Linked DNA regions of Homo sapiens: region 1 is linked to region 2. A link is a loop called in an ENCODE intact Hi-C map of the cell type or tissue named here. Cell type or tissue: heart right ventricle. All regions are shown on one strand. Links, peaks and the distances in the headings refer to the core of each region. The heading gives the core; the rest is flanking DNA.

Evidence for each region. Hi-C counts contacts between places; a loop is a spot of excess contacts. Peaks named below come from ENCODE experiments on the same cell type or tissue, not always from the same donor. Only the 100,000 strongest peaks of a DNase experiment are listed, where the experiment ranks them.
Region 1: a loop joins it to region 2, with 2.9 times the contacts of the local background. A loop is called at or near these places in 32 of 110 quality-filtered maps.

What each region holds. Positions count from the first base shown.
Region 1 is chr22:45,310,875-45,322,194 of GRCh38, reverse strand. The region is part of intron 1 of FAM118A (family with sequence similarity 118 member A); the gene reads right to left. Among named protein-coding and RNA genes, the nearest start is that of FAM118A, 6.6 kb to the right of the region's middle. RefSeq lists enhancers at 3,544-3,613, 3,664-3,713, 10,391-11,199. In heart right ventricle, for the core only: a CTCF peak has its summit at 4,406; DNase peaks (open chromatin) are centred at 2,709, 3,834 and 4,414; H3K4me3 peaks cover 1,198 bases; H3K27ac peaks cover 3,938 bases.
Region 2 is chr22:45,415,136-45,430,832 of GRCh38, reverse strand. It overlaps RIBC2 (RIB43A domain with coiled-coils 2), which reads right to left. Exons shown (of 7, transcript NM_015653.5): 3 at 12,887-13,231; 4 at 8,425-8,543; 5 at 4,658-4,885. Among named protein-coding and RNA genes, the nearest start is that of RIBC2, 9.3 kb to the right of the region's middle. In heart right ventricle, for the core only: no CTCF peak of the experiment used is centred there; a DNase peak (open chromatin) is centred at 6,402; H3K27me3 peaks cover 450 bases.

The DNA of each region.
Region 1 (11,320 bases), core at 247-8,246, 110 kb after region 2:
ACCATTCCTCATCTCATGAGACTCATCAGGCTGGTTGGACTCTCGCTGTTCTACACGGGACAGCACAGAAGGAAAACGCACACACAGGAGCAGATGAAGGATGGGCTCTGTGGGCTCCGAGCTGGGGTTTTCGCTGTCTCTTGGGACACTGCTCTAGAAGAATTTCCAGTGCACATGAACACAGATGACTTATCAGAGAAGCAAAACACAGCAAGCGGCACAACAAAGCGAAGCCAGAGGCGGTTTTGCAGAGGAAGCCAACGAGTGCTCTAAGGTGCAGAGCACTGGACTGGAGCATGGCCATCCTCAGCATCGGCACCAGCTCCAAGGCACCAGCCCTCCCCTCGGCCTTACTGAAATCCACTCTAAAGAAGTCATCCAAGTAAAAAGCCAATTCTTACCTTATATAAAAACAGAAATCCCAAACCATCTGGGTCTCTTTCACCAAGCTATCTCCATATTCTTTAATTTTTCCAAAATCAGACCAGGCATGGTGGCTCATGCTTGTAATCCCAGCATTTTGGGAGGCCAAGGTGGACTGCTTGAACTCAGGAGTTCAAGACCGGCCTGGGCAATACAGCAAGATCCTGTCTCTACAAAGAATAAAAAAATTTGCCAGGCATGGTGGTGCATGCCTGTAGTCCCATCTACTAGGAAGGCTGAGGTGGGAGGGTCGCCTGAGCCTGGGAGGTTGAGACTGCAATGAGCCATGGCCACGTCACACCACTCCACTCCAGCCTGGGCAACAGGGTGAGACCTTGTTTCAAAAATAAAAAATAAATAAAAAATAAAAATTTTCCAAAATCGCGTTTCCCCCCAATTCTAGAAATAATATCTACTGTAAGCAAGGAAAAATACAGAAAAATAAGGTTTTGCCTATAATCCTATGACCTGTGAGCAGTAACTGTTAACATTTATATATTCCCTCTACTCTCTTTTAAAAATGTTTACAAGGGAGGCTGAGGCAGGAGAATCACTTGAACCCAGGAGGTGGAGGTTGCAGTGAGCTGAGATCGCGCCACTGCACTCCAGCCTAGGCAACAGAGCAAGACTCCGTCTCAAAAATAAACAAACAAACAAAAGTATTGACATAATTTGAGAACACAGTGCATATCCTACTTTTTCATGCATTAAAATAAATACATCTCCTTTATGTTATTAAAAACTATTCATAAATGTAAGTGTAATGTATATATATGGAATTCTCTCTTACTGACACATGTCTGATGCAGAATGTTAGTATAACACCCTGACCACCGACTTAGTGCACAAAGCCTGTATATTGTGAAATTATTTATTTAGGAGAGATTTCTGAGAAGAACTGCTGAGTTAGAGAGTATGAACACTGTAAAATATCTTAGCACACACCACCAAACCGCTTTCCAGAAAAGTGGTCAGCAGAACACGTCAGTGCTCGCTTTGCCACATCCAAACCAGCACTGACTGAAAATGACTTTGGCAGAGTACGCTGGCTCACATCTGTAATCCCAGCACTTTGGGAGGCTGAGGTGGGAGGATCCCTTGAGCCCAGAATTTCAAGACCAGCCTGGGCAACATCATGGGGAAACCCCATCTCTACAAAAAATACAAAAATTAGCCAATGTGGTGGTGCTCATCTGTAGTCCCAGCTACTTGGAAGGCTGAATGGTAAAATCACCTGAGCCCAGGAGGTTGAGGCTGCAGTGAACCACGACTGTGCCACTGCACTCCAGCCTGGGTCGCAGAGTGAGACCCTGTCTTAAAAAGAAAAAAAAAAAGAAGAAGAAGAAGGAAGAAAAGAAAAAGAAAAATTACGTGTTTGTTTGTTTTTTTTTGATGGAGTCTCGCTTTGTCACCAGGCTGGAGTGCAGTGGCACAGGCCTGCGCCACCACATCCGGCTAATTTTTGTATTTTTCATAGAGACGGGATTTCACCATGTTAGCCAGGATGGTCTCGATCTTTGACCTTGTGATCCGCCTGCATCGGCCTCCCAAAGTGCTGGGATTACAGGCATGAGCCACAGCAACTGGCTGAAAAATCACTTTTTCACATGTGTAATCTTCACTCACACACACACACCCAGCCACTAGAATCAGGTCATCAAAAGTAATTTTCCAGGGTAAGGAAACAAGGCTTAATCAGTCCATAAGCATCATTAGATCGCAGAGCTAAATGGGATCCCCGTTATCCTTTGAAAATGTAAACAACTACCTAAGTCCATGCATATATTTTCCTAGGGAGAGTTCACAGCTTCCATCAACTCCCAAACATGTCTGCGACCTTACCCCAAATGCTAAGAAATCACAGTCCACAGGCAAAGAAAACGAGGCTCACAGATGCCTGTAACCTGCCCCAGGGAAAGACTGGCAGAGTCCGGGCTGGGGCTTGGCCCTAACACATCCTTCTTCCCATTGAGGAGTTAACATCAGTCATCAAACTAATCTTTTGTTTTTTTAATCTACTAGATACTTTCTAAGGAAAGTAACAGAAGTTGAGTTTCTCCGCTGTATAATATAATCCCTCCACCATCTATTAATAATATAAGCAACTCTGGACCCCACCCCTGAGATTTCAATGACTGATTTAACTGTTCACCAATCCTCAGTTTTATTAACCATAAAACATGGATTCTTGCCAATGGGCCGAGTTTTGAAAGCTCAGGCCTCTGTATGAAAGTGCTCTGGCAGCTGGAACTGCTGAGTCCAACAGCTCAGGCTCTGGCCTGTGGATGAGGCGGCCTGCACACTCCCGGCCTCCTGCTGTGGGGCAGGACTTGGGAGCCACTCCTGTTCAATCCTATTTGGAAGGGGACGATAAGAGGGCTCATCAGCTGGCTAATTCAAGTGCCCCCTACTCCCGCCCCCCAAAATAATCCACATCACTTCCAAATAGTTACTCCTCCCTGTCTATGAGAAGGGCTTGTTTAGTTCAGCCGTCTGTACACGACATTTTAGACTATTTTTTAAACACGCACTGGTCAACCAGTGACGTAAAAAAACCACATGCCTAAAACTGTTACCACAGTAAAGAACTTTCAAAATCTACCTCTAGTTCTTTCAACCACTGTTCAATTGCTTTCGATTCTCCACATATAAGTGATTATGGTTACAAATTCAAATCCTAAATACTGCATTTACACATCTTCAAAAACAGTATGAACAAATTAAACTTTTGCAGGCTATATTTAACTCCGAAATTAAGTGATTTCAAAGTTTCTCAAAAGAACGAGGTATCACACTATTCCTAACACTTACGTAACAGGCCACAGCTCGCACTCCTGGGTGGTCTGTGGCTCGCTTAAGTGCTCAAAACCTCTTTCTCAGCCTGAACTGCAGGTCTGGTGCTGGCTCCTCAGACAGTATTTCAAACACAACCACACGGAGTCCAACCTCAATAGGCAGATGGGCCTCTAGACTTTAATACTGATGCATACTTTTAAGGATCAAAGGAGCCAACACGGAAAGTACCCAATTATATAAAAACTCAACACAGCAACTCTGCAACTTGAACTGCACAGTTGCCCATATTTAGACATTTACAGTTCATTATCACACTACATGTTTAAAGACATTACCTCATTTCCTGTTTTACAGCAGCCTAAACATCAGAGTCAAATCTCACAATAATCTAGAAATTACCCTAAATCTCCCCCTTGTTTTTAAACCAAAATCCAAGTAAGGTGATCTCAAAAGCACTCGGCACCAGGTCCTAGAAGTTTCAGCAGGACAGCAAGCTCCAGCGTTCTGCTCCCATCCAAACACCGTCTAAGCCAATCAGATCCCAGAAAACAGTAACAAAACCCTTCGGAGGCCTTTCAGACGCTGCATCTCTCGGTTTCCTTAGTGACTATGTCGTCACCACGGTGTGTGGGCCCAGAGCCAAGTCATCATAGCAACCCTTCTTTTTTTTCAAGGACCTATCAGCATTTCTGAAAGCAAAATCTGGCCCCAGCAGAGATTCTTATAAGCAGTTCCTGTCTTTTTTAATCCAAAGCCAAACTCTTACCAGGATGCTGTCTGCTTAGAACTTAAGATCACTAGCATTTTATAAACTAGCATAGAGTAGCTAGAGACTGTCTTATTCTTCAAACCCTGGCATCCAGCACTACGTAAACGTTCATCAAACGGAGTTCAATGCAAAATACAAGCTACCAAAATCGAACTTGTTATTTACAGGTAGTAAAACAAAGTACCTCACAACCCTACCGTGGTAGGATGTTAATGGCCCCGCCCCTCATGCCTGCTGGCAGCCACACCCTTCTACAGCCCCTCACAGACTCCAGGCTTAGCCATGTGACTTTTTGGCCACTGAGATATCGGCAAATGGGATAACGGGAAGCAAGTACAAGTCCGACACACCCTTTACGACAGAGCCTGTCCCGGTGGAATTCTGCCCTGCAGAGCTCTGGCCTGCCACTTGGTGGGCAGCCGAGGTACCATCCACCCACACAAGAGCAAGGCTGCCTTGGGCCACAACTGCATGAGTGGCCCCAGCGAGCCTGGCATAAGAACCTGCTGGGCCGGGACCTGGGCCTGGCGCTGAGCTAGCAAATAGGCTGTGGCTGTTTAAACCCTGGCGGGACAGGGAGAAGCCCAGAGTGCCAAGGAAAACAGAGCAGATGGACGAATGAACGAACATCACGAGGCTCTGTGGGGAGAGGGGAATGTGTGTCAAGAACTGTAATGATTAAAAGTGGTGTAACAAAAAAACCTTAAATTACTCGCTTTCCATTACAAGCTATATGTTCACTTAACAAGCACAAACCATCAACTGGAAGTGTCCAGATTCTGGGATCCTCAAAAGTATCCTTTAAGAAAACCTTTTCTGTGTGTTTTGAGAGTGAGTTTCACTCTTGTTGCCTAGGCTAGAGTGCAATGGCGCAATCTCGGCTTGGTGCAACCTCCGCCTCCCGGGTTCAAGCAATTCTCCTGCCTCAGCCTTCCAAGTAGCTGGGATTACAGGCACACGCCACTAAACCTGGATAAGTTTGTGGTTTTTCAGTAGAGACAGGTTTCACCATGTTGGTCAGAGGCTGGTCTCGAACTCCTGACCTCAAGCAATCCACTTGCCTCAGCTTCCCAAAGTGCTGGGATTACAGGTGTGAGCCACTGTGCCCAACTTTCTTAATTTCTTTCTATAAATAGATGATCACATGGGCTTTGAGCAGTTTCAAAAAGCAAGGAGATAAGGGTGTCCAAGCAGCATCTGATTACAATGAAGCAAGAGGGACTCAGAGTAAACATAAGCTCAAACTACATCCATCTCACACAGGAGTGAGTGGTGTCACATTTACTCGGCAAAGTTTCCGAATGCTCACCTTTAACTCACCTGTAGTCAATCCACAGTGATCATAAAATGACCCCAGAATTTGCAAAGTCAGACAAGGTCACTGTGACTACAAAGGAGTTGATTTATGTTGAGCCCTTAGAGCAAAGCCCGGCAACACAGTAGGCTATTAGTACCAATATTACCACTGCCACTGTGACAAAAGCGCCTCACACTAAGAAAGCATTTATAAATGTGCTACTGACAGGAGACAAGAGGCTGGGAAATACTAAATTTAATCAGTGTAGCCAGGGTGGATCTTGAGGACTGGAATGTCCTTAAAGGAGGCCAGAATCTATCCACTGCATTCTGACTACACCAAGGCAGCTCTGGAAGACCGGGAGCCTTCAAGCAAGCCCTTCCCAGCATGACCCTCAGCAAGACAGATGACTGCATGCTATGGAAGCTCAACGGCCAGACCCTGCTCATTAATATCCTCCTCTCCCTTCATTCTAGATGTGATTCCCACAAACTTCCTTTTTCACAGCCATCAGGTTCCCACGTAGGCTTGGGAGAGGAGAAGAGTGTGGCGGCAGAAATCACTGAGCAAGGCTGGATGTGGAGGCTCACACCTGTAATCCCAGCACTTTGGGAGGCCGAGGCGGCCGGATCACCTAAAGTAAGGAGGTCGAGACCAGCCTGGCCAACATGGTGAAACCGTGTCTCTAATAAAAATACAAAAATAAGCCAGGTATGGTGGTGCGCACCTGTAATCCCAGCTACTCTGGAGGCTAAGACAGGAGAATCGCTTGAACCCGGGAGGCAGAGGTTGCAGTGAGCCGAGATCGTGCCACTGCACTCCACACTGAGTGACAGAGCAAGACTCCATCTCAAAAATCAAATCAAATCACTGAGCAACAGTCTTCAAGCACATGTGACAGTCATATTTCTAACCACAAATGAACCATCTGCGATCCAGCTGATAGGTTTCTGGTGAGTTTGATTAGCATGACTAGGGTCACCTGAACTGGAAACAAGGCACAAATGGGCAAAAAATTAAGCTTCTGGAACTGCAAAGGAGAGGCTTAGCCTTGAAACCACAACACCCCCACCTGAAGCAGCATTAGGACTAAGGTGCAGAAAACACAGGATCTGGAGACAAGGAAACACCACCCTTTCCCCAGCCAGGTAGACCTCTCTAAACCTGTTTCCCCCAGCCAGGTAGACCTCTCTAAACCTGTTTCCCCCAGCCAGGTAGACCTCTCTAAACCTATTTCCCCCAGCCAGGTAGACCTCTCTAAACCTGTTTCCCCCAGCCAGGTAGACCTCTCTAAACCTGTTTCTCCATCTCCCAAATGGGGATCCCAACATGCACATCACCGACGGGGCTGCTGCAGACATTCAAGGGAGACGCGTATCTGAAAGGCACTTAATAAAGTGTACAGTGTCTGTTACTCTCAACCGCCTCACGCTAGCACCACTCTTCCAAGGCAGTCACCACAACTACATTTCAGTGTAATCATGGTTCTGGTAAAACTTAATCTCAGCCATTACTAATAATAAGGGATCTTCAGGATGAGTTATTTTCTTCAATTTACAGAAAATATGAACCCTTAATTTGAACGCACTCCACTTAACCAATTACTTTTTATTCTGTTGAACTTAATTATAATGGGAAAAATGCCTTATTTTGTAATGATGGAAATAAGTTAATTGGATTCCTGAAACCAGTCCCACCAAACAGAGCTGCTTGGACGTATACACCCAAACCAGGAAAACAGCAAAACCCACCACTAGAAAAAGAATCTAATTCAAATTTAGTTTAATTTGGTCACAAATTAATTCAAAGAGCAACATTAATTACTGCCACTTTTTCAGCCTTTAATAGAGATTCAAGGGAAAATGCTAAGCGTTTTACACGCACTATCTCAGTTAACCTCAATAACCCGATGAGGTGGCGACTCCTATGACCCACAGCCTGGCCAAGGCCGATAGTGAACCCTTCTAACAGGCCAGCCCCAAGTTGTGTATTATATATTCTTGCGCCTTTCTTCCTAACATCAGTGCAGCTTGAAATGGCAAACAAATATACCTGATATTTTACTGGGAACTCTGCCATCCACTAAAGCATTCAGCATTTTACATACAGTTTGTCCACCAGATGTGACACATTAACTCAAATAAACGTGTTACTTAACAAGCCAATGTTAAAACACGCCAAGACAGAGGCCAGGGGCTTGTGGACCCACCTGCCTTTACCCCACCTCAAGAGGATACGTAAGACATGTTCTAGAAGGTAAACCTCCAACAAAATGTAAAATGACAGAATTTCAGAGCGGGCAGGATCTTAAAGGTTACATGAAACCAAATGCCCTAATTTTTCAGAAGTGAAAATTGAGACTAAGAGACAGTGACTTTGTCAACTTCCCCCACGGGGCTGGGAACAAGCTATAAAGTAACTCCTGGCTCATGTCCCATACCCTTCCCACCGGCCTGGGCATTGTCTGGTCCACTGTGACCCCAACACTTTAAGGCACTCATTTCTACCTCTTTACCACCAAATCATTACAAATAAGGCACAGTTTAGTTTTCTACAGTTTCTCCTTCCCCGGAAATGTTGAAAGAGTTGCCATTAGGCAGATAGAAGAGGCGGCAGGCAGAGCAGCTCCAGGAAAAAGACCAGCCCCTGCACAGTGTGCTTATCATTCAACTGTCCATGTTAGCTTGGGGGGCGGGGTGGGAACAGATAAGGAGGGCCACATGGAGGAACAATGCTACCAACTCAAGAGGACGGCATTTTCCTGACAAGGAGATGCTGCAGGCTCCTTGGGGGAAGGAGGTAGGATACAGCAGCAACAGCCTGGCCAACAAATCAGTACTGGCTGAACTCCTTACTACCTGGGCAAGGACTCATTCCTGAGCCTATTTACTTTTTCTACAAAGGAAAGAATATCTTATACCTCCTAAGGTTGCTGGAAGCATTAAATGGAATAAAAGAACAAAGCCTGGAACAGTGTGCTTCCTACTACACCCTAGATGTGTGATAGGGAATCCTTCCTAGATTTAATTAAAATTAAAGCTAAATAAAATTAAACAGCTGCGTCACATTAGTCATATTTTCAGTGTTCGGCGGCCACAAGCGGCCAGTGTGTACTGGACAACAGTCATTACATTTTGGTTACCACAGGAAGTTCCATTGTGCAGTTATCCCTGAGTCTGTCTCTCCCTCACCTAAGCCCAGACTTCAACAAACAAGTCCTGTAGATTTTTCTTCCTAAATCTGTTTAATCCATACCGTCTGCCACAGTCTTAAAGCCCTCACAACTTGGCTGGGAGTGGTGGCTCACACCTGTAATCCCAGCACTTTGGGAGGCCGAGGCGAATGGATCACCTGAGGTTGGGAGTTTAAGACCAGCCTGGCCAACATAGTGAAACCCCGTCTCTACTAAAAATACAAAAAGTAGCTGGGCAAGGTGGCAGGCGCCTGTAATCCCAGCTACTTGGGAGGCTGAGGCAGGAGAATCGCTTGAATCTGGGAGGCAGAGGTTGCAGTGAGCCGAGATCGCACCATTGCACTCCAGCCCTGGCAACAAGAGCAAAACTCCATCTCAAAAAAAAAAAAAAAAAAAACCCTCACGACATGTCTGACACTGAAAGGCACCTGCTTCCAGTTCCAGCCCCTCTAGTCCTCTAGTCCCACATAGTCACCAGAGGGAAATTTCTGACACATCTGAACTTGTCTCCCCTCCAACAGCTTTGCATTTTGTTGAAATCTCTACTTGGTCTTCATCCTGTTTCCCGTCTTACTACTCCTAGAATCCCTGGAATCTCCAAAGTGCTGTCATTTTGTATGCTAATGAGCTGATTGACGCAGATAGGCCCTGGGCAGCTTCAGAAGGGGGCTTATCACCAGAAAGACCAAGGCAGGATTAGATCCTTGGAACTTTCAGCCCCACCCACTAACCTGGGGAAGAGAGGGCTAAAGATTACGTTGATCACCAAAGGCCAATGGTTTAATTAAGCATGCCTACATGCTTAAGTCGTCTCCATAAAAGGCATAAAAGGGCTGGGTTCTGAGAGCTTCCTGAGAGATAAATACAAACATGCCGAAGTTTCTGGAGAATGGTACACCCCGGGGAGGGCACAGAAGCTCTGCACAGCATCCCCCACGCCTCACCCTACGCATCTTCTCATCTGTGTCCTTTGCGATATCTTTCATAACAAACCAGTAAACCTGAGTGTTTCCCTGAGTTCTGTGAGCTGTTCCATAGCAATTTTGAGACAGTCTTGCTCTGTCTCCCAGGCTGGAATGCAGTGTCAAAATCTCAGCTCATTGCAACCTCAGCCTTCCGGGTTCAAGGGATTCTCGTGCCTCAGCCTCCTGAGTAGCTGAGATTACAGGTGCACACCACCATGCCCAGCTAATTTTTTGTATTTTTAGTAGAGATGGGGTTCTGCTATGTTGGCCAGGCTGGTCTCGAACTGCCGACCTCAGATGATCTACCCTCCTCGGCCTACCAAAGTGCTAGGATTACAGGCGTGAGCCACCGCGACTGGCAAATTAATCAAACCTAAGGAAGGGTCATGGGAACCCCAACTTGAAGCTGATCGATCAGAAGTTCCAGAGGCTCAGGCTTGTGACTGGTGTCCGAAGGGGTGGAGGGCAGTCTTGGGGGACTGAGCCCTCAACTTGCGAGATTTGATGCTATCTCCAGGTAGTATCAGAACTGAATTGGAAGATACCCAGTTGGTGTCTCTTGCACAAATGACTGCCCGCTTGGTGGCAGGGAGAAACCTCTCCTCACATTTGGTCACAGAAGACATCTCTGTTGATTGTCGTTGAGTGAGATAATAGAAAAAGCACGATGGGTGGTTTTTCCACACACAGGTTCTCTTCAGGACCCCTAGCCCAGCATGGTCCTGGCCCACCTCTGAGACTCAGCCTCTCCCCACCCTGCCCCACTGCGTCCTGTGTGGTCATTAGACTATGGTGAAGCACACACACACAGTCACCATGAAGCACTAAGGCGACCACAGACCCTACGGTAATAGGACAAAAACCTCACTTAAAGTTCAGACCCCAGGCTCAGACAGGAAAGAGCGGGAACCAGTCTTCTGGGCCTGGGCTTTCAGAAGCTTAGCCCCGTTCCAGAAAGCCACAGTCCCCCACTACCACCGCCTTGGTCCAGGTCACCCCCATCTCTCATAGGGTCTTGCTTCCTCCAAAAAAGTCTCCCCACCACAGCCACATGGATGGTTCAAAAACACACCAACTCCCGCCCCTCTCCTCCCAAAGCCCTTCAATGGCCACCCACTCCCTTTAAGTACCAAACCCTCCACTCAGCTTAAACTGGGCATGCTTTGGTCCTGACTGGCTCTCAGAATCACACCCTCTTTCTTGTCACTCCCACCTCAAACCCAGTACTCTGCAAAAGTCCCAGCTTCTCCCATACCAGGTCTCTAGCGAGACACTTCCCTCACTTCTCCCCCTGACCACCTCCCACCTTCCTTCAGCTCAGCTGGATCATTTCTCAGGACAATGGCAGGTGCAGTCGTTCAAGAAAGGGCCAAGGGCACGGTGGGCCTCCGGGAGCAAAGCTGGGTTCTCCGCAGTTAGCATTCACTCCCACGCCACCTTCATTAGGTGTGCTCCAGCCACACCTCCCGCCTTCCAACACTGTGTGCCGTGGCAGCCTCTCTGCCTTTTGACATACTGGCTGTCCCCTGAAACTCTGCCTGGAATGACCCTGGCAAACTTCTCCTCTAGCTCAACCTTCAAGAATCAGCTCACCTGCTGCTTAGCATCTCCTCCCCACGACTCCTAAGACGCCCTCCTTAACACCCACCCCTTCCCAGAATCCCATGCCCACCCAGATGGGTTCCCTGCCAGCGACGACACAGCTTCCTCCAGATAAAAACGACCTACTTGTCTTATGCCCCAGGTCCCTAGGCCCTGACAGCAGGGACCGTCTCATCTCTATTTCCAGTGTCAATTCCTGGAGCCTATCAGGCATTCAAAAACAAAATGTTAGTTCCTTGAATGAAAAAATTAAGGAGGAGACAACCTAAAAGCGT
Region 2 (15,697 bases), core at 2,984-10,983:
GGAGGCCTGGCCTCTCATTCTACAGATGGGGAAACTGAGGCTCAGAGGACGAGCAGGTAGGTGACCGATGTCATGCAGGAAGCCAGAGGAGACCCCCAGCCTGCCCTCATTCCATGTGGCCCAGCTGCCCTCCCCCGTCAGGAGGTGCTGGCCGTCCTCCTTCTCCTAAAGGCACAGCAGGGACTCAATTCCTACAGCAGCCTCCACTCCCAGCTCCGGGGTGCAGGGCTCCCAGGTGCAGGCTGGGCCCAGAGTCTTCCTTCTCAGGTCCTCAGGGGGCTCCCTGGCTCAGTCAGCTGTCAGATGCCACCTCCATGAGCCATGGCCGGCTGCCCCACAGCTGAACGCAGATCACCTGGGCAGCTTCCAGAACATGCAGACACCACAGCCTCACCCGGTGACAGGAAGGTTATGGTCCTAGAGGGGCACCCCAACCCCTGAGTTGCTATGTTTCAGCTCATTCCTCACTGCCCTCCTCACTGTGAAAACTCTGGAGCCCTGGAAGAGGAAGCTGGATTTGTGTGGAGGAAGGGGTACTTCCCCGTGTGTTGTCAGCTTTGTTAGGGCTGAAGACGAGTCCCCTTTGCCCACGTTTGCCATTTTTAGGGCAGAGCCTCCTCCCGCCAAATAAGCAAGGATGTGTCCGGTGAGTGGCACGGGGGTCTGGGCGGCCCCATCCTGGGACTGAAGGCAGGCTGGCGGGCTTTGTCACCCACGAGGCAAGTCACCCTGCTCTCATGAACCTCAGTGTCCCCCGCTGTAAAGCCAGGCTGCTCTCAGGAGCCCAGGGTCATCACACAAGCTGCTTGGTGGCAAACAGGGAATGGCATGGGACACACTCACCCGGGCTAAGAGCAAAGCAGACAGCCCAGCTGTTTGAGGTGAGATCTCAACTTTCCCAGTTACCTCCAAGCATAGAAAAGGGGATGGAGGCAAGGACCCAGAAAGGAAGCGGGCAGTAGTTCTGAGTGGGGAGGTTTCATGTGTGTTTTTCCCCCTTTGTGCTTTTCTGTCTTCTTAATTTTCTACAAAAAATGAAAACTAGACAGCAATACTGCTTTCAGGATGGCCGGCCGATCTCCTGTGCCAGATGGTCCAGGCAGAGCGGCAGTCCTGAAGCACAGAGCAGGGCCCTGGACCCCCATTCCAGCCCCGGCGCCCTTTCCACCTTGGACTACTTCCTGAACTTCACGCCCCCTGCCTGCCCAGGTCCCGGCCCCACTGCAGCCTCCCACACATGTGCACCTCTGGCCTGCAGGGAAGCAGGTGGACGAGCTGCCCCACCCACTCCTCATGCCCTGGTCCACGCCACCGCCACTGTCCCTCCTCCTCCCCAGACCCACCAGATCAGAAGCTTACACCAACTATGGCACCTGCCACCCCAGCCTGGCCTCTTCCACCCACTCTTTGCAGGTTTGAGACCCTCTCCAGATCTCTCCTGCCAGGATTCTCAGTGGTTTCAGCACACACAGAGACAGCCCTCTCTTGTCCCCAGCTGCTCAGCTCTCCTGCCTCCTCTCCAAAGATCTAGTCCCGGCTTCACCTTCTCACCCACTGGGCACACCCTACCAGTGGTTCTCAAACTTGAGTAGGCATCAGAATCCCCTGGGGGCTTTCGAAACCACAGACTGCAGGCCCCACCCGGCCGATGCTGTGGGTCCGGAGACCCTCCCTTTGGGACCCTCCACCCTTCCGTTGTCATTACCAATAACAGTCTCACTGCTCTAACCTGTCTCTTCCACTCTCTCTCCAAGTCCCTGATTCCAATGATTATGCCCCCCGCAAAGTGTGACCTCCAGTCTGCTGGCCGCCACTTTTCCAATCTCTCTCTGGCCCCCTGGTTCGTCTCATGGCAGATGCTCCCAGGCCAATACCCTCGGCCCCCTGAGTCCTTCACTTGATCAGGCAGGCGGTGACCACAATGAATCTGGCTAAGCATGGTGGGGGACACCCTGACAGTGCTCTCTGGGGTGACCCAGACTATGGGGTGACCCAGACCTATGGGGTGACCCAGTCATCTGACTATGACCCCCTAGTGGGCCCTGGGCACTGTCTGACCATCCTGTCCCCTTCCTCCAGGCTGTTCCCTCTCCAGCTCTTCTAGATGACCACTTAGCACTAACTCCCCCCGGCCCTGCTCAGTTCTACTTCTAAAAGGTAGAAAATGACGGTCACTTCAGTGGTCCTGAGCCACAGCCCCCAGTACAGATCAACTCAGGTCTCAATTCTGTTCACCCGCAAGCTCCCGCCCTGATGCCCCTTCCCGTGACTCCAGTGATGGCTCTGAGCTCCCAGAGGCCACACCAAGCCCTCAACTAGCACTCCATGTCCCTCGCTCTCCTGCAGCCCAGGGACACGGCTCCAGCAAGTCTCTCCTCTGGCATCAATTTCCCCCTCTACTGCATCACTCCGGCTGAATGACAAGCATGCTGTTATTTCTACAATCAAGACAAACAAAAACTTTCCCTTCACCTCATGGCCCCCACCAGCTCCTACTCCATTTCTCTGCACCCTTTACAGCAAACGCCTTGTAAGTGCTGTCTGCATGTGCCATCTCCATTCGTTTCCTGCCTGTTCTCTCTTGAGCCCATTAGGCTGGCAGCCCCACTCCTCTGCCAAACATGCTCCTTCCTGACAGGGTCCCTGGTGACTGCCATGGTGCTGGATCCAGCGTTTAGCCTGAGCATGGCAGCAGCGTTTGACCCAGGGGTTCCCCTCTCCTTCCCTCCCAAACACCTTTCCTCACTTGGCCTCCAGGAAACCACGGCTTGCATCTGTCCACCTCCCTGGCGGCCCCTTCTCAGATGCCTTTGCTCTTTATCAACAGTGGTGGTGAGAAGGGGGGTGCTGGGGAGGTGGGAGCAGGACTCAGTCCTCAGCTTTAAATACTCTCTGTAGGGCCGGGCATGGTGGCTCACGCCTGTAATCCCGGCACTATGGGAGGCTGAGGTGGGTGGATCACTTGAGACCAGGAGTTTGAGACCAGCCTGGCCAACATGACGATACCCTACCTCTACAAAAAATACAAAAAGCAGCTGGGTGTGGTGGTGCATGCCTGTAATCCCAACTACTGGGGAGGCTGAGGCAGGAGAATCGCTTGAACTCAGGAGGCAGAGGTTGCAGTGGGCCGAGACTGCATGACTGCACTCCAGCCAGGGTGATAGAGTGAGACTGTCTCAAAATACATGCATACATTCTCTCTGTAGGTGACGACTCACATTTATGCCTCTGGCCCAGACCTTGTTCTGAGCCCTATGTTACATATCCAGCTGCCTCCTGGGCTTTAATTGGAGATTGTGGCAGAAAATACTACTTGTCTCCCAGTAACCATTTTTCGTTCTTCTTTAGTAAAACAATCACCAGCACTTCACTGTCTGGAATAAACGCATTTCCTTGACTTCTTTAGAGTTAGGGGCAACCTTGTGACTAAGTGTTGTCCAGTGAAATGTAAGTGGAAATCTCCTTAGAGTGTTCTCCATTCCTCCTTCCTGGTAGCTGGACTATGCATGTGATGGCTGGTGCTCAAGCAGCCATCTTGCACTAAGAAGTGAGAGCCAGGAGCCAAGGATAGCAGGACATCAGTCAATGACCACAGAGCTGCCATACCAGCCCTGGACTGTTTTCCTGAGGATTTAGTCTACTTGCAAGAGAGAAAGTTCTATTTTGTTTAAGATGCTGTTATGTGTGGTTTTCTGCCACATTCAGGCAAATGTAATCCTAATAGATACAGATATCTAATGGACTTTGCACACTTGACGTATCCAAAATTGTAACTCTGATTTCCACCCCTCCCCACCCACCAACCTGCTCCTCCCACCACCTTCCCCATCTCTGGAAATGCCAATTCCATCCCTCTAGTTGCTCAGGCCACAGGACCTAGAGTCGCCTTTAACTCCTCTCTTTCACACGTCCCCACCCAATCATGCATCCAATCCTGTCGACTCTACCTTCAAAACAGATCCAGAATCTGACCATTGCTCAGCACCCCCACTGCCTGCCCCGTGGTCCCAGCCAGCATCACCTCTCGCTGTGAACACTGCAAAGGCCTTCCTGGAGATCTCCTTCCTTCCCCCTCAGCCCCTAGTGTCTGCCCTCAATCCAGGGGGATCACGCTGGGGATCCTGTTCAACCTAAGTCAGATCCTGTCACTTCTCTGTCCAAAACCCTGCAGAGTTCCCCGTCTCCGTCACAGAAGAAGCCAAAGTCCTCCCCAGTGGACTGCCAGGACCTCGACCGTCTGCCTCTGAGGCCTCCGTACCTGCCCCTCTCCTCACTCCACTCTAGTCACCAGGCTCCACGCCCTTCTCTGAGCAGGTCTGGCAGGGTCCTGCCTCAAGGCCTTTGCCCTTGCAGCTCACCCTGCCCGGTCGCCCTTTTCCCAGGTAGACACATGGCTCCCTCCCTACCCTCTTTTGGGTCTTTGCTTCAATGTCTTCCCATTCTACTGTCCTCTATCTTGGCACTCCTACTCCTAATGCCACATCATACGGGTGTGACACTATCTGGCTCTTGTCTCCCACCGACTAGAAGGGAAACTCCTTGAGGGCAGGTGCTAGGGCAGAGCACAAGGCCTGCTACAACTACATTTGTGCCTGGAAGGCAGTGGGAGCAAAGAGCCTGGCTCTATGGGCTCTGGAAAAAGGGGCGGGGCAGTCACCAGCTTCTCCTGGATTTGCTGCTTCTGGACTAGGCGGATCTGCTCCAGCTGCTCCTGGGTCATGCCCTTCCAGCGGTCAGGGACCACGCGGTGGGGCCCGAAGGAGCTGGCTGCCTGCTGCGGGTTCTCGGAGAGCAGGTCCCCACGCAGGAGGTTGGTGATCTCGGCCAAGTTGTCCTCTTGTTCTTGCTTTTTCTCTTGCTTTTTCCTTTCCACTGACTCGATGGCCTAAGCAGGTGAAGACATTAAAGAAGATGGTCCGAGTGACCCCAGGGGCATTCTGACACCCAGGCCAGCAAATCTCACTGGGGGCCCTCGAGGGGAGGATATGCTAAGGGCAGCAGGAGTCGGGTGGAGGGGAGACTTGTCAGGCACGGATGTGGGTGGGTCCTTGAACCCCTGGCTGCCTGCGCACTGCTGGGCGGGTGGGCTGGACTCGGGGGATCACCACCTGTTGGGTGTATGCATAAGAGCTCCGGGTCTTGCACCAACTTACCAAGGCAGGGAACTCCCTCCTTGGATTAGGCCGACACCCCGCGTGGGCCTGGTCCCACCCAAGGCAGGGCTCTATGCCCCTGGCAACCCTTGGACATCTGTGGGCTGCAAAGAACGCTCAACAGAGTGATTGACAACAGTGGTAGAAAATGCACTGTCACTTCAGTGGTCCTGAGCTGCAGCCCCCAGTACAAAGTAATTCCAGGTCTCATTTCTGTTTGATTCCCTGGGGGTTCCCTGGCTATGTGGCCTATACCAAGTCACCTCCCCTCTCTGGGCTGCAGTCATTTCTCTGTAAAGTCAGGAGATGGCTTAGGAGACATGTACTTGGGTTTACAGTTGTCCTCAGTAACACATGGACAGGGCAGTTTGCAAGGAGCCGGCCTCCCACATGTGCTCACCAGAGGCCAGCTTGATTGAGTCACACAGTACAAGCTTTGTAGTTAGACAGGCCCAACTTCAATACCGGACTTGCCACTGAGTACTCCCTAAGGAAGTCAGCTCATCCTTCCAAGCCCCTACACCCGTTTTTTTTTGTTTGTTTGTTTGTTTGTTTTTTTGAGACGGAGTCTCGCTCTGTCACCCAGGCTGGAGTGCAGTGGCACAATCTCGGCTCACTGCAACCTCTGCCTCCCAGGTTCAAGTGATTCAACACTGTTCTTACTTTGGGAGGCCAAAGTGGGCAAATCACAAGGTCAGGAGTTCAAGACCAGCCTGGCCAACATGGTGAAACCCCATCTTTACTAAAAATAGAAAAATTAGCTGGGCGTGGTGGTAGAGGCCTGTAATCCCAGCTACTTGGGAGGCTGAGGCAGGAGAATGGTGTGAACCCGGGAGGCAGAGCTTGTAGTGAGCCAAGATCGCGCCACTACACACTCCAGGCTGGGCAAGAGAACAAGACTCCACCTCAAAAAAAAAAAAAAAAAAGAAAAAAGAAATGTGAGCAGAGGTGGCAGTACTGCTCCTGGGAGGAAGCCTGCGGGGACTAGCCACATTCCTTCCCTCCTCCTGCAGGGATCCTCTGGCTGGCGGTCGCTCCATCCCAGGACCTGGGCTCCAAAGTGAGGATGCCAAGGAACAGGCCTCACAGCCTGTCCATGGCGGGCAGGGAGCATGCATGGAACATCAACTTTCTGTTTAAGCCACTGAGACTGCTGCTTCTTATCCCAGCAAGGGTTAGCACATTCTGACCGACACAGGAGGGTGTTGTCGCTTCCTCATTCTGCAGATGATCAAATGGACGCAGTGGGTGGCCTGCCCAAGGCTGCAGGGCAGAGCCTGGTCTGCACCCCGTGTGGTCGGGCTCCAGAGCCTGCGTGCCACACCCTGATGCCACAATGCCTCTCTGACGAAATGAGCCCCGACCCAAGAACTGGAGGCCCTCACGTGTGTCCTTCCTGTTGAACTGGACCGGCCTGCTTGGGCTTTGGATTAACATCCCAGGTTAATTAAAAAGCCTAGTTGTAGTTAGTAGCAGAGCTGCAGAAGCCAGAGGGCGGCTTTTCCCAGTGCAGGAGTGTTTGCAATGGTGCTGCCTCGTGGCATCCACGTGAGGAGCCGGGGGTCTGAGAAAACCAGGCAGGCTGTGGATGCCCATTAAACATCTTCTAGAATATATGAATGAATAAATTGATGAATGAGACAATAGGGTTTAGCAAAAGCCACTCCAATGCCCAGCAGGAAGGGCTCAATAAACATTGGTTGAATTGATGAATGAATGAGTGAATTATCATCATCATCATCACCATCGCTTCCATAAATGAATGAGCAGATCACCAGCCAACAGTGGACTAATTGTCAAGGGCCCCACATCCTGCCATTCACTTGCAGTGGGGACTGGAGCAAACAGCCTCCCCTCTTTGGTCGCCCTCTGTAAAATGAAGGGCAGGGATGGATGATCTCTAAGACCTTTGCAGCTCACTGGGTGGTGAGCTCGGACTTCAGGTGTCTTGCTTTGCCTTTTGGTCCTCCCCAGCCCCCGCAGTTGGCTCTCCTCATTCCTCTCCCCCGTGTTGAAAACCCACATTCTCTGGTGTCTGGTCCAGCCTCTCTGGGATTTTTGACTGCCTGCCTCCACCAGGACAGTTTTGAGCTTGTATCTCCAATATATTTAGTTCACAGCATGGTACTACTATACCTTAATGATAGCACATGCTTATAACTACACATGTACATGGAAATCAAAAGTGATGAGGTTAAAAATGAATATAAAGCAGGGCTCTGGTATCTGCTCTCCCACAGATCCTGCACAGCCTTCTTTGGGGACCATAGTTCTAGTTGACGAGCGAACCTGATCAATGAACCCAGGCAAAGTCCCCACCCACCAGAAAACAGAATTGCATTCGAAAAGAAAACCTTGTGGGGGGAGGGAGAGGCAGGGGGGCGAGCTCTAATTTCCAAAACGAAAAGAGGGCCAGATGTGGTAATCCCAGCACTTTGGGAGGCTGAGGCGGGAGGACTGCTTGAGCTCAGGAGTTTGAGACCAGCCTGGGCAACATGGCAAAACCCTGTGTCTACAAAAAAATACAAAAATTAGCTGGGCATGGTGGCGCGTGACTGTAGTCCCAGCTACTTGGATGGCTCAGGTGGGGGGATCATCTGAGCCTGGGAGGTCGAGGCTGCGGTGAGCCATGATCGTGCCACTACACTTCAGCCTGGGTGATGGAGTGAGACCCTGTCTCAAAAACAAACAAACAAAAAAACCAAAGAAACAAAAAGAAGAACCTATTTCAGCAATTTCAGCATCAGGTTGGAGGGGAGGGGAGTGTGTGGGAGGAGGGGGGCCAGAGTTTAGAGAGGAGGTGGGAGGTCTCAGGAGGCCCCAGTGTTCGAGCTCATTATGATCTTCTTCATCATCCCTGCCATCGGTGAGCATCCAAGTAGCTGTTCTCAGTAAAGGGGAAGTCTGAGAGGTGGGAAGAATGGAAACCAGCACCAGGCAGTGGAGCAGAGCTAGGCGGTAACAGTCTAGGTGGATGTCACCATCCTCATGTTACAGAAGAAGAAACCGAGGTGTAGAAAGGTGAGCTGACTTCCCCAGGTTACATGGCTAGTTTGGCAGGTTTCCCTCCAAGATTCAGAGCTAAGGCACAGGACTGGGTCTCATCCATCTCTGTCATCAGGCAGCCCATCAGGGTCTCTGTCAGGGCCGGTCATGTGACCAGGGAGCAGGCTGAGACTGGGATCCCAGGGAAGCCGGAGAGCCTTGGGAAGCCGTAGTGGGCTCATCCTCCCCTCCAGTCGTCGAGCCCGAGGTCGCGGAGTACCTATACCTGGCTCTTGTTGAAGTCTTTCACAGATGCACAAACTGCCTTTCTGGTGGTGCTTTCCAGCTTCTGGAGGTGCTTGGCTGTCTCGTCAAACTGCAGCCTTGTCTCTGTGTAGAGGGCCTCTGAAAGGAGGCAAGAAGCAATCAGATCGACCTGGCCACAGGAGCACCTTCCCACGTGTGGCCGTTCGTGCCTTTGCCTCCTACCACGTCCTTAGCCATGAGCATGAGGACGGGAACAATAATGACAGGACCTGCCTCTGAAGGCTGTGGGAGAGTCAAGCTCCCAGATGAGTGCTAGTGATCACTACTATGCTGGGGTCCTGGGACAGGCTGGTGGTGTGCCCCTTGCTGTCCTGCTCTATCCTGAGGCAGCTACATCCTTACAGTGGGCAAGAGATACTCTACAGCCCCAAGAAATGACGTTTGAGACCTGCAGGACAAAAGAAGTGGGTTGGGAGCAGGTGCAGAGGTTTTGGGAAAGGATTCAGGGGAATCCAGAAGTGAAAGAGCAAGAAACCAGACAGGACTCTATGGAGGAAGTGGGGCCAGATGACAGATACTGTGGAGTGGCAGGAGGACTTGGTCAGGCCAATGAGTAAGAGAAAGAGGAAGAGTAGGAGGTGAAGGGGTCAAGGTAGAAGGTCCAAAAGCAAAATGTGAAGATTTGGAGTCAGAGGAGGCTCACATCCCAGCCCAGACATTTCCGAGCTCTGTTAACCTCAACTATTACTTAGCCTTGCTGAGCCTGTGTCCTTACCTGTGAAGCAGGACATACCTCCTTTGCAGAATAATAACATTATTATTATTAATAATACTATTATTATTATTAATAATACTATTATTAATAATACTATTATTATTATTAATATTATTAATAATACTATTATTATTATTAATAATACTATTATTAATAATAATAATTAATTAGACATCCAAGTGCATTAGACATCCAAGAGAAGTTAGATGAATTTATGAGTCTGGATTCAGGGAAGAGTCCAGGCTGGAGGTATAAACCTGGGAAATGATGGCCTATAGGTGGCATTTAAATAATAATTAATTATTTAATTATTATTATTAATAATAGTATTAATAATAATAATAGTATTATTATTATTTGACATGGAGTCTCGCTCTGTTGCCCAGGCTGGAGTGCAGTGGTGCATCTTGGCTCACTGCAACCTCTGCCTCCTGGGTTCCAGCAATTCTCCTGCCTCAGCCTCCGGGGTAGCTGAGATTACAGGCGCGCACCACCACGCCCAGCTAATTTTGTATTTTCAGTAGAGACAGGGTTTCACCATGTTGGCCAGGCTGGTCTTGAACTCCTAACCTCGTGATTTGCCCACTTTGGCCTCCCAAAGTAAGAACAGTGTTGAATCACTTGAACCTGGGAGGCAGAGGTTGGCCAGGCTGGTCTCAAACTCCTGACCTCAGGGGATCCACCCACCTCGGCCTCCCAAAGTGCTGGGATTACAGGTGTGAACCACTGCACCTGGCCAAACTCCACATTGTTTAAAAGTATCACTGACTGCTGTTTTGGGAATGGACCAGAGAGGGGCAAGAAAGGAAGTGGAGGCCATCAGAAAGATCTTGGCAGAGGTCTGTTCAGCTGAGATGGTGGCTTGCATCACAAGGGTGACAGCAGGGATGGGGACAAGCGGACAGTTCAAAATATATGCAGGAGGTAGAAGGGACAAGAGTCAGAGATGGCCTGGAGTCAGGGGTGGGTCATGGATGATTCCCTAGACTTCTGGTTTAAGGGCAGGAGGTACCAGTTAGTTGGAGGAGAAAGATGGAAAAAGGAGCAGATGCAGAAGAGGATCCAGGGCTGCTTTCCGACATGTTGTGAAGGGTCCTGTGAGATGTCAAGGAGACTGCTGAAGAACCAAGTCCACAGCTGAAACAAAGCCTTTTGGCCAGAGGTGGAAATTTAGACCACTTGGGAGATGGATGAACCATACAACACGTCAGTGATCAAGGCTATGGAGAAAAATTAAGCAACAGGATACGGAATGTGGGGTGGGAGGAGGGTACAGGGTTTAAAATAGGGGGGTCAGGGGAAGCCTCACTGATAAGATAGCACTTTAGCACAGCCCTGGAGGAGAGTGGTGATCCCTACAGATATCTGGGGAAAGACATTTCTAAGCAGAGGGAACAGCACATGCAAAGGCCCTGAGGCAGAAGTGAGCCTGATATACTCACGTCTGAAAACAGCAAGATAGTGTGGAAAGAATGGAGTGAGAGGGCAGCATAGCAGGAGATAAGGCCAGACTGTGAAGGCGTTGTAGGTCTCTGAAAAAAATCGTTTACTCTGAGTGAAATGTTTACTCTGTAGGATAAGGGGAGAGACCCAAAGAGCAGCTGAGAGATGCTTTTTGTTTGTTTGTTTCAGATGGAGTCTCACTCTCACCCAGGGTGGAGTGCAGTGGCACAATCTCAGCTCACTGCAAGCTCCGCCTCCCGGGTTCACGCCATTTTCCTGCCTCAGCCTCCCGAGTAGCTGGGACTACAGGCACCCGCCACCACTCCCGGCTAATTTTTTGTATTTTTAGTAGAGATGGGGTTTCACCGTGTTAGCCAGGATGGTCTTGATCTCCTGACCTCGTGATCTGCCCGCCTCAGCCTCCCAAAGTGCTGGGATTACAGGCATGAGCCACTGTGCCCGGTCTTTTTTTTTTTTGAGACAGGGTTTCACTCTGCTGGCCAGGCTGGAGGGCGGTGGCACAATCACGGCTCACTGTAGCCTTGACCTTCCAGGCTCAGTGATCCTCCTGCCTCAGCCTCCTGAGTAGCTGGGACTACATGGGCACGACACCATGCCCAGCTAACTTTTTAATTTTTTGTAGAGATGAGGTCTCACTTTGTTGCCCGGGCTGGCCTTGATCTCTTGGCTTCAAGTGATCTTTCCTCCTCAGCCTCCCAAAATGCCGAGATTACAGGCATGAGCCACTGCGCCCAGCCGAGAGATGCTGATAGCCTTAGTTCAGAATGGGAATGTTGGAGGGTGTGGAAAGTAGCTGAAAAATGGAGAGAAAGGAAGGAGTCAAGATTACCTGGGCTGGGGCCTGGGCAGCTAGAAGAAAGGAGCTGTCACGGATGTGGGTAGAAGGTCAGGTCTGCAGGGAAGAACAGAGTTATTGGACTCGTGCTGATCTTGACAAGTGCATTAGACATCCAAGAGAAGTTAGATGAATTTATGAGTCTGGATTCAGGGAAGAGTCCAGGCTGGAGGTATAAACCTGGGAAATGATGGCCTATAGGTGGCATTTAAAGCCATGAGACCGGACAAGATCACTCGGGTGAGTTTAGCTGGTAGAGGAGAGCACTGGTGTGAACAACATCCAGAGGTTGAGCAGATGAGAAACCAACAAAGGACCTGGATGGGAAGGGAGCTAATGTGAGAGTGGTGTTCTGAAAGCTGAATTGCATGCGCATTTCCAGGAGCAGGAGGTGATCGACTGTTAGGTCCAGATGAAGGTCAAAAACCGACCTTGGATTGGGCGACATGGAGGTCACTGGTGAGGTTGGCCAGGGCAGTTCCAGTGGAGCAGGGAGGGCATAAATCTGGTAGGAGTGGGAGAAGAATGGGAGAAGATGATCTGGGGAGACATCACTCATGGAGAGTAGACTGGGGAGAGAAGAGGCTTGGAGGAGGATGGGCCGAGCAAGGAGACTGCAAACTAACAAGCAGAGAGGAGGCGCTCAAGAAGGCGGAGTGCATTCCTCTCTGTGCCTGGTCCCTGTTTTGTCTTCCTCATAGCTCCTCACTATTCCATCACCCGCTGACACACCCCAAGAGAGCAGGGATGTTGTCGTCTTCGTTACCCGGTCTTTCCGGCACAGAAGTGGCTGGGCGGGTCAGTGCTGCTCGAGTGCAGGCATGAAGAGGAGCTGGGAGAGCAGAATGCTGCTGACCTCAGTGAGGACACATGGGGCTTTCTGCAGTTCCCTCAATGAGAGGCTGTTTCATGCCTTGGAGCCTTTGCCCAAGAGGTTCCCTGGGCTTGGGGAGTCCTGGTGAGGGCATGTGACCACCATGCCTGCAACTACACCCCCAAAGTCCCCTGTAGGAATTTCTACCACAGCACCCAAGAGACTCAGGAAGACCTGCATCTTTCCCATTCACCTTCCCCGCAGACTGGGAGGGCAGGGACCGATTCTGAGTTACCTCTGCACGCCGGCATCCAACTGGGACCCCGACACGGAAAGTGTTTTCCACATGACTGAGGTGTCATTGCAGGTGTTTCCCTCCTGGAGGGCAGGCTCTGACTTTTCTTTCCCCACAGGGCCAAAGTAGCATGTGGCTGTCTGTGCACATTGGTAGGACTTTAAACAAATCCCACAAAAACTGTAGGGTTGCTTAAAAAAAAAAAAAAACTGTAGGGTTGCTTAAAAAAAAAAAAAAACTGTAGGGTTGGTTTGTTGAAGAGAGCGTTGAGACCAGCTCGTCTCTTCTGTTTCATTACCTGCGCATTTTTGTTCAGCACGGGCGTTCTTCCATTCCCTTTGCTGCTGCAAAGACCATTCTCTGTTTTGTTCCTCTTGGAATTTCTTCCTCTCATGGAAGTTTAAATCCTCTCCCATGAATTTCTGCATTCCTGATATCGTATTCCGAACATCATTATCTGACTGCCGGGCTGGAAGATCTTTCTTAAGGGCTAGGGGGTCGGACAGATCAAATTCACGGCGAGTTTCTGGCTTCTGAAAGCTCTGTTGGAAGTCATTGATAGCCCTACAGAGATTTTTCCTATCCCTCTTTTTCCGGTTTTCCAATATGCACATGATTTTGTCATTTTGCCTCATTTCAGCAGCTGGAAGAGATACAGCATATCCATAAGCTTAGGATTCAGAGGAAAAAATAAATTTGAATCCATTTTATTTTTTATTATTTACTTTTTTAGAGATAGGGCCTCATTATGTTGCCTGGGCTGGTCTCCTGGCCTCCAACCATCTTTCTGCCTCAGCCTCCTGAGTCACTGGGATTATAGAAGTGAGCCACTGAACCCAGCCCATGAATCTACTTTAAAAACTAATTTTTTCAGTGATTGCAAAAGTAATACAACCCTCCAAAAAAGTAACACAGCCATTAAAGGATTAGTATCCTGAATATACAAAGAGTACCTACAAATCAATTAAAAAAACCCCAAAACCCCAACCCAATAAATGGGCAAAGTGTAGGAACGGCCAGGCAGATCACTATAAAGAAACCTGAGGCTGGGTGTGGTGGCTCACACCTGTAATCCCAACACTTTGGGAGCCCGAGGTGGGCGGATCACCTGAGATCAGGAGTATAAGACCAGCCTGACCAACATGGTGAAACCCTGTCTCTACTAAAAATTCAAAATTAGCCGGGCGTGGTGGCAGGAGCCTGTAGTCCCAGCTACTCGGGAGGCTGAGGCAAAAGAATCGCTTGAACCCAGGAGGCAGAGGTTGCTACGAGCCAAGATCACGCCGCTGCATTCCAGGCTGGGTTACAGAATGAGACTCTGTCTCAAAAAAAAAAAAAAAAAAAACCTGAGTAATCAATACAATTATGAAAGGATGATCACCCATACAAGGTGGGAAACATCCAATGAATCGAAGGCAAAATATTTAAAATGCTAATAATGGCACACATTAGTAAGGATGTGGGGAAACAAGATCTCTCATTTGCGGCCAGGCATGGTGGCTCACGCCTGTAATCCCAGCACTTTGGGAGGCCGAGGTGGGCGGATCACAAGGTCAAGAGATAGAGCTTATCCTGGCCAAGATGGTGAAACCCCGTCTCTACTAAAAATACAAAAATTAGCTGGGCTTGGTGGCACGTGCCTATAGTCACAGCTACTTGGGAGGCTGAGGCAGGAGAATCGCTTGAACCCGGGAGGCAGAGGTTGCAGTGAGCCGAGATCGCTCCACTGAACTCCAGCCTGGTGACAGAGCAAGACTCCATCTCAAAAACAAAACAAAACAAAACAAAAACCTCTCATTTGCTGCTTGTAGGAGTGTAACTTGGTACACTTACAACGAAACAATTTTTCAATATCCCATAAAACTACCTTTGATCCATCAATTCCACTTCTAGTTATCCCTTTCACATGTGCTAGGGACACAATTCTTGGACAGTCATTGCAGCAGTGTCCACAATGACAAAACAACTGAAAAAAAAAAATCTAAACCAGCCATCAGTATGGGAATGGATGAAGAAACTGTAGTTAATTCATATAACAAAATGCCATAAAACAATTAAAATGAATACTCTCTATATGTAAATCACTGATTAATTTCAAAAATACAAGCCTGGATGAAAGAAAAGCATACTGCAAATGGATCTATTCAATAGGATACCATTTACATAAATTTTAAAAACACATAAAAACAATTTTATATTGTTATGAATACATACATAAATAGTACAAGCATAAATAGTGCGTGGGGGCTGGGCCTGGTGGCTCATGCCTGTAATCCCAACACTTTGGGAGGCAGAGGCGGGAAGATCACCTGAGGTCAGGAGTTCGAGACCAGCCTGGCCAACATGGTGAAACCTCGTCTCTACTAAAAATACAAAAATCAGCCCAGCATGGTGGTGTGCACCTGTAATCCCAGCTACTCGGGAAGCTGAGACAGGAGAATTGCTTGAACCCAGGAGGCGGAGGTTGCGGTGAGCTGAGATCGCGCCACAGCTCTCCAGCCTGGAAGACAGAGCAAGACTCCATCTCAAAAGAAAATAGAAAAAAAAGCATGGGAATGATAAACACTTCTGAGGAGAAAGGAGGGGAAAATTAAGAGGTAGGGGGCAGGGCAGTGTTGTTATATATATATATATATATATACACATATATAAAAAACACAATTCTCAAAAAACACTGAAGATATCTGAAGCCAATCTGGCAAAATGTTAACATCTAGTCTGATGGTGGGTACATATGTACCTGTCACATTGTTTTTGTAAGATTGAATTACCTCATAACTAAAAATATTAATAAAAAAGATAAAATGTTTAGAACATACAGAACAGTATAAAGGAGAAAATAAAGTTTACTCATAATTCTATCCCTCCAACATTACCCTGCTAACATTTTGGCATATTTCCTCTCTTCTTCTTCTGAGCATATTTTAAAATATTTTAAAAACATAACAGCCCATTGTATGTACAATTTTGTATCCTGCTTTTTTTTCTATTATAAAAATCTTTATGGTGTTTAAAAACACTGAAATTTCTTTTTTTTTTTTTTTTCAATTTATTTTTTGTAGAGATGGGGTCTCGCTTTGTTGCCCAGGCAAGTCTGGAGCTCCTGGTC